Linked DNA regions of Homo sapiens: region 1 is linked to region 2. A link is an interaction called in ENCODE POLR2A ChIA-PET data of the cell type or tissue named here. Cell type or tissue: endothelial cell of umbilical vein. All regions are shown on one strand. Region 1 overlaps IL6ST (interleukin 6 cytokine family signal transducer). Region 2 overlaps ANKRD55 (ankyrin repeat domain 55).

What was found. Peaks named below come from ENCODE experiments on the same cell type or tissue, not always from the same donor. Only the 100,000 strongest peaks of a DNase experiment are listed, where the experiment ranks them.
Region 1: POLR2A ChIA-PET joins it to region 2 with 9 read pairs; 3 of 35 experiments call an interaction of 5 or more read pairs at or near these places.

What each region holds. Positions count from the first base shown.
Region 1 is chr5:55,947,169-55,951,168 of GRCh38, reverse strand. IL6ST (interleukin 6 cytokine family signal transducer) reads left to right here. Exons shown (of 17, transcript NM_002184.4): 15 at 3,580-3,676. Among named protein-coding and RNA genes, the nearest start is that of IL6ST, 46 kb to the left of the region's middle. In endothelial cell of umbilical vein, no CTCF peak of the experiment used is centred here; no DNase peak of the experiment used is centred here.
Region 2 is chr5:56,097,555-56,101,554 of GRCh38, reverse strand. ANKRD55 (ankyrin repeat domain 55) reads left to right here. Exons shown (of 12, transcript NM_024669.3): 12 at 1,251-1,875. The coding sequence ends at 1,372. Among named protein-coding and RNA genes, the nearest start is that of IL6ST-DT, 100 kb to the right of the region's middle. In endothelial cell of umbilical vein, no CTCF peak of the experiment used is centred here; DNase peaks (open chromatin) are centred at 894, 1,074, 1,974 and 3,274.

The DNA.
Region 1 (4,000 bases), 150 kb after region 2:
CTCATTTCTTTCTTTTATTGAGAGATTACTTGAAGGACTAGTCCACTTTACAGTCTTCACTTCCGTACCTCCCACTCAGTATTTAACATACTGAAATTAGGGGTCCTACCCCACCCCTGCACTGAAACCTCTCTGGTGTCACTCAGAAGACCTCTTGATCATCATATGTACTGCATGCTTTTTAGTTTTCATCTTTTTTCTACTTTTTTTTTTTGGAGGCAGGGTCTTACTCTGTTGCCCAGGCTACAGTGGAGTGCAATGGCATGAACATGGCACACTGCAGCCTTGACCTCCTGGGCTCAAGTGATCCTCCTACCTCAGTTTCTCAAGTAGCTGGGACCAGTGCCACCACATCCAGCTAATTTTTTTTATAGAGATGGCTGGTCTCAAACTCCTGGGCTCAAGTGATCCTTCTGCCTTGGCCTCCTAAAGTGCTGGGATTATAGACATAAGCCACTGCCTCCAGCCTTTTCTGCATTTGACTCTGTTGGCCTTCCATCCTTGAAACTCCCTCCTCCCTTGGGTTTTCTAACCATACTTTTTCTGCTAGCACAGTCTCCTGAGTCTCCTTGTTCTTTGGTGTTTTCTTCTTCTTCTCCTTTTTTTGCTTTTTTTTTTTTTTTTTTTTTTTTTGAGACAGAGTCTCGCTCTGTCACCCAGGCTGGAGTGCAGTGGTGCGATCTCAGCTCACTGCAACCTCCACCTCCCAGGTTCAAGTGATTCTCCTACCTCAGCCTCCCACGTAGCTGGGGTAGAGGTGCCCACTACCATGCCTGGCTAATTTTTTGTATTTTTGTAGAGACGGGGTTTCACCATGTTGGCTGGGATGGTCTCGACCTCCTGACCTCAGGTGATCCACCTGCCTCGGCCTCCCAAAGTGCTGGGATTACAGGCATGAGCCACCGCACCCGGCCTCTTGACCCTGTTTTCTTACTTGCCTATTCAAACTCTGTCCATGGCTTTAGCCATCTTCTCTTTCCTTCCCAAATACATTTTCCCTCCCTCGTTCTATGCCAAAGCCATAAATTTAAATGTGATTACAATAAATGTATTTGTATATTTTTCTCTCACATAAGCTGAGTGTCAAGTCCTGTTGATTGTGCGTACCCTTTCATCATCATTTTCTTCAACTGCAAGCTCCTCATGCTAACTTCTCTTTTCTTAGTGCATTGCCCCCAGTGAGGTCTTCACCTCATCATCTGGCTCTTCTGTATCTTCCCTAAAGCAAACTTAACCAACATTCTTTCTTGCTCCCCCTACATTTTGAATCATTATAGAAAATTACCTTATTTTACCATAATTGTAACCCCCACCCCCAAGTGCCAGCCTAGTTAATGATAAGTAGTAAATTCCATGTGCCTTGTTGGTTGAATGCTTGCTGAATGAGGGAATAAATGAATGAGTGACTACATAAAATAAATGATAAAAGTTCCTGAGCTTTGCTGTTAGGGTCAGTAATGAATATAGTTTCTGGGATAAGGTTGGTCCCATGTGGTGGTATGTTAATAGGTATGTTATTTAAAATAAAACTTTATACCATAATCTTGAGAAAAATTAAAAAATAAACTTAAAAATGTATATTTTATGTATTTCTGTGGAGACCAGCCATCTCTACAGAGCTTTGTATATATGTATGTGTGTGTGTACACACACACATAAAAGCCCATATGTATATTTTTTGTTTGTTTGTTTTTGAGACAGAGTCTTGCTCTGTCTCCCAGGCTGGAGTGCAGTGGTGCAGTCATAGCTCACTGCAACCTCAAATTCCTGGGCTCAAGCAATCCTCCTGCCTCAGCCTCCCAAGTAACTAAGACTGCTGGTAGGCACCACCATGCCTGGCTAGTTAAAACAATTTTTTTGGTAGAGATGGGATCTCGCTGTGTTGCCCAGGCTGGTTTTGAACTCCTGGCCTCAGTCCTCCTGCCTTAGCCTCCCAGAGTGCCGGATTACAGGTATGAGCCACCATGCTCAGCCTAAAATTTTTTTATTACATAGGTGTTCATTATAGGGAATTTAGACTGTACAGTAAAATGTAGAGAGGAAGAAAAATTAGTCCTAGTCCCTTACCCCAAAATAACATATTTGTGTATCCTTTTAGTGTCTTCTTTGTATATATTTTTTTCCTAAAATTAAATTATACTTAGTATTATTTTATAACCTACCTTTTTTCAATTCTCTATCTGTAGTCTCATGGATCCATTATGGCTTCTTCACATGGCTTGAGTCTTGCCAACGAGGACCTTACAGCTTAGTTGAAGAAATTTTGCATAAGTAAATCAGAAAAAGGAGAACCTGTGGACTATGTAGACAGTAAATAGAGTAGGAATTTAAATATACCAGTAGTGGATAATTTTACCTTCAAAGGTTTTATGAAGAAGAAAATACTTGAGCCTTGAGTTAGTATGTGGACAAATAGGAAGAAGGTGGCATCTTAGAGAGCAGCATGAGCAAAGGCACAGGCTTGAAAACATAAAAGCAGATGTTTAATAAAGCAAAGTTTCTGCCTAAATTAGATTTGGCATTTTATATATATATACACACATACATACCCATATCAATATATATATACACACATATATCAATATATACACACATAAATATATATACATACACCCATATATATATATATATGATGCTTAGCATTTAAGAGTTAATATTTGCCAACCCATAGTTTATTCTCAAGCATTTAACTGATTTCTTGATTTCTACTGAGCTTCATAGGATGTTAGTTACTTACAAAGGGATATGTGTGGTGGAAGGATAAAATTAAGTGAATAGTATATGGCTGCAATATTACTTTCATACATTTTTTACTGTAAAAGACTAAGTAAAATTCAAAATTAATCAGGACAGTCATTTAAAAAATCTCCAATGTTAATTATCCCAATTAGTGATTAATTTGATGAACAAGTCCTCTTTTAAATGCAGATGAGGATTTGTGTGGTATTTAGGGATCTTAGGCTTGTTTACTTTTTAGTTTATTCCTACTCGTGCCACTCCTCATGCCCATTGAGCAGCTCCTAAAGTTCTTAGCCCTGTACCAGCTATATCCTCCTTTTGAAAAATGGTAAATAACTCTTAAAACTTCTGAGAGTTGCATTTTTATTTTTTAGAAGGTTAAATGTGTAGTTCAATTATGTTTTTATAGCTTTTCCATTTTACCCAGTATTTATATTTGTTCTGACATAATTTCTCTGTTATACAGTATTAGAACTCAGAGATAAACTTTTACTAAGATTCTACCAAATGCAGATCATAAATGTTACAAATGGTTATGTTTGAAAGCTCTAACCCAGTAGATTACCCGATACACTGATCATTTTTATCCCCCAACCAACATATATTTTATGCTATGCGGCCAGGTTAATGTATAAGACATAAATGGTTGGGATGTGATTTACCAAAGAGAGAAGAGGGTAAAAATCATCAAGTCTGAAGAGACCTTGAAAAATAATTAGGATTGTATTTTATCTTTTCAACAGTAAGTCTGGTTGGGAAGTTGTATTATGTCTTCTTAGTTCATATGTCAACATTATTTCCCATCACACCTCTTTTTTTTTTTTTTTTTTTTTTTTTAAGCTCAAGGAGAAATTGAAGCCATAGTCGTGCCTGTTTGCTTAGCATTCCTATTGACAACTCTTCTGGGAGTGCTGTTCTGCTTTAATAAGCGAGACCTGTAAGTAACTTTATTCATATTTTTGCATTTTCCCCCAGCTTTATTGAGCTGAATTTACATGCAATAAAATTTATCCATTTTAAGTGTACAGTTTGATGAATTTTTGTAATTACATACAGATGTATAACTACCACCATAATCACAATATAGAACATTTTCATCACTTTTATAAAGCTTCCTTGTTCTCCTTTGTAATCTGTCTTCTTCTCAGCCCAACCCCAGGCAGTCATTGATCTGCTTTTCTGTAACTGTAGTTTTGCCTTTTCTAGAATTTTTATTTATCTATCTATTTTGAGACAGAGTTTCACTCTTGTTGCCCAGGAT
Region 2 (4,000 bases):
AAGTTTTATTATTATTCCCATTGTAGAGCCAGGAACAAAACTACAGGACACTGAGTCTACTGCCTCATGAAATAAGCAATACTTACTGGATTCTATTTTCTTTTTTTCTTCCAATTGCACCCCACTGCATTTATCACAGACAAACACACACACACACAGCCCCTCCACATCCTCCTAAGTGCAGGTTAGACGATTTAGGAGCTGTCCTATTTCAGATAAGTTTCTCAACCTTTCTGTACTTTAGTTTCCTCACCGTCCATAACAATAGTGCTATTCTAATAAGATTTATCGGAGTACTAAATGAGATAACATATGTAAAACACTTGGCACACTGTTTGCATAGAGTATATATCCAGTATGTCTTTCTCCCCTAGGCTAGGGTTTGAAGGAGACAAACCAAGAGCTCTAGAACTCTTTAGGTAAAAACAATGAAAAATAGGGTCTTAGTACAACTCTGTCTTTTGGCAGATAAGGAAACTAAGAGGTAGAGGGATATGTCCAAGGTCACACAGAGAGTTAGTAGCAGAAACCAAGACCTCTTCCTTGACAGATCAGTTCCTCTGCCCTTTACAGATGTGTGTAAAGTGAACGTTTTGGATGGTGTCAATTCTATCATTGAATGAAATTCAAGCCCGAACCTGTCTTTAAGCAGAACTGTAGCCACAAAAACATCTAGTTAAGGAAAGAGCCACTCAGTCTTGAATGCTGTTGGAGCTTGGAGAAGCCGAAGAGAGGTTTTCTTTGGCAGGGCCCAAGAGCTTTGCTTTTCACAGTTAAGTTTCAGGAGAGAAGGAAAGATAAAGATCTTTGATCAACTTAGCTCTACAAAAAAGAAATGAAAGGGCCCACAGTGCTTTTCTTAAAAGAAGCCTGAGAGCCTTTTGAGGTTTGCATAAAAGCACAGTACAAATGTCTTGGGCCTTCTTTAGAACCTTGTGAGCAGTTTTTGAACATCAACAGCTACTCCACTCCAAGGAAGAGCTCTGCCAGGCACACACAGCCCAATCATGTTTGATCACACTTGGTACAGTCTTCTATGTGTGCATATTTGAAATCCCAGACTTCATGCAGCAAGCCTGAACAGATATATATACAAGATATACATACACAGCTTCTCTCTGCAGTCTAGCTCTCACCAAGACACACTTCTTAGAAATGCCTCGACTCCTAAAACACAATACAATTCTCCTGCCGCCTTCCTGTTAGAGAAGCAAATCTTGAAAGTCTCTTGTTCTATTCTTTCTTCCCAGTTCTATCTGGAGAACCTCTGCGGACAAACCGAGTGCTTCCTGCAATTCCAAGTCAACGAAGACACAGCACAGCAGCAGAAGAGAGTGAACATTCTGCCAACCCCACCAGTGATGAAAATTAACTGTGGGCCACTCGCTGCAGAAATGTAGATGAATATGTATTTTCAACTCTCAAAGGACAAGATTACTCCAGTTTGTAAGAACGAAGACCAATTTAGTAAGCTGCATTCTATAAGCCATCAGTTTTATAACTCGAAATTCTTTATTCCAAATAAAGATACTCCCTAAATAAGCACTTAGAATATTTGGGTGTGCATATTAAGTCTGTGAATTTCTGTGACTTCCACATGCCAAAATTAAAAGACAAAATATGTTATCAGTAGGAAAACTGAGCTATGTTTGGTTTGCTTTGTGGCATGTGCACTGTTTTTTTGTTATTGTTCTTTGGTTGTTTTTTTGCTGAATGATTTTATGTTTTGGGAAAAAAAGTACGCTTTGCTGAATAAAAGCAAAAAACAAAACAAAAAAAAAACCACATCCCAGACAAACATGTCTTCACATTTATTGTCATTCTAACTTGAACTAATGAAACCTATTTAAAAATAAATTCCTATGATCAGTCACAGTTTACGGCTTTTAAATGTACAATCTTCTGCAAAATATTTTTTAACATTGTCAGTTCCTGGCTACAGCCCAAGTCACTTGACAATGTTTATCTCTCTTCTTTGTTATTTAATTATTTCCATATGTCATCATTTTCAGATATGATTGATTGTGCCAACAGGGAGAAGTCATGTGATTTGGAAAGATCTACATCCTGGCCCAACAGAGTTGAATAGGCAGTTCTCACACATTTCTCAAATACTCTACATATTTAACTATTTTTCTGTTTCAAAATAATGGTCTCTTGCCTACTCAAGACTTTCGCAAACTTAAGACTTAGCAAAGTTTTGAATGACTACAACTAACTGCGGATCTTACTAAGATAATTATGTGTTGTTTGGATTGATTTGTGCTAGGGGTCTGCATAAAGTTCAAGGCTTAGCCACATAAGATGATGGCCACTCTATGTTATTTGGGAGCCTAGATATTATTTTGTGAATATCTCAAGTACCTGTATAACATTCACCACTTTATATTAGTAGTATTTGTTTGGAAAGGTTAGACTATACCATTAACTAGATAGACACTCCTCTGGGGCCAAATCACAATCCTTTGGCTTTGCACTTCTAGAAATTTATACAATGCCTGGCACAAAGTAGGCACTTGATCATTTCATTTTTTTTCAGGAAGGAAGGAAGTAGAGAGGCAAAGAGGGAGTTGGCAAGGAAGGGGGATGTAGAAAGCAATCATAAAAGATGTCATTAGTCCACAATCTCTTTTTTTTCTTTTTTAAGATGGAGTCTCCCTCTGTCGCCCAGGCTGGAGTGCAGTGGCGCAATCTCAGCTCACTGCCACCTCTGCCTGCTGGGTTCAAGGGATTCTCCTGTCTCAGCCTCCCGAGTAGCTGGGATTACAGGCACACGCTACCATGCCCGGCTAATTTTTTTGTATTTTTAATAGAGACAGGTTTTGCCATGTTGGCCAGGCTGGTCTCGAACTCTTGACCTCAGGTGATCCACCCACCTTGGCCTCCCAAAGTGCTGGGATTACAGGCCTGAGCCACCACACCCAGCCTAGTCCACAATCTCTTTTTGACGATGATAGTTGCATGAATCAGAGATTGTAAAGGAGAAAGTGTACGGATCAGCCTTCCAAGCTGGGCAGTAGCTAGAGGGAAAGAAAGTCCTGTTACAAACAGAAGGACTTCAGGACATAGCTTCTGAAGAATTTTCCTTTTGTGTTGTTTTGTTTTGTTTGTGGGCTGTTCTCATCTTTGAAGAGTCATTCTTTAAGCATCAACCTGTTAGGTTGTTTGGCATCAGACTGTTAAGTTGTTCAGCTGTGTCACAGGCTACTTCTGAATCCATGTCCATCCACAAGTAGATTACCTAGCCCTACACTGCCTGCATCAGTCAGGGTAGGCTAGCTTCCACTTTAACAATAAACAACCTCCAAATCTCACTGGCTGACACGGTTTGTTTCTTATTCACAATACATGTCTCATACCAGCCGGCAGAGTTGGCTGATGTAGATTCCATTTCAATATGTTCTTCTTTGGTGACCAAACCAGAGGAAATGAGAGGTGAATCTCATTATTTACTCTCACATTTCATTTGCCAAGTCAAACTGTGTGGACATGCCTAACTTCAAAAGAAGTAAAGAAATGTATTCTGACCGTGCACGGTGGCTCACGGCTGTAATCTCAGCACTTTAGGAGGCCGAGGTGGGCGGATCACGAGGTCAAGAGATCGAGACCATCCTGGCTAACACGGCGAAACCCCGTCTTTACTAAATACACAAAAAATTAGCCGGGCGTAGTGGCGGGCGCCTGTATTCCCAGCTACTCAGGAGGCTGAGGCAGAAGAATGGCGTGAACCCAGGGGGCGGAGCTTGCAGTGAGCCAAGATCGCACCACTGCACTCCAGCCTGGGCGACAGAGTCTCAAAAAAAAAAAAAAAGTTAGCTGGGCGTGGTGGCGCTCGGGAGGCTGAGGCAGGAGAATCGCTTGAACCCGGGAGATTGCGCCACTGCACTCCAGCCTGGTGACAGACCGAGACTCCGTCTCAAAAAGAAAGAAAAGTGAGGTCTCTCTAGTCCCATAATTCACATATATAATCCCCAAACCATCATTTTCCTGTTCCAGAAAA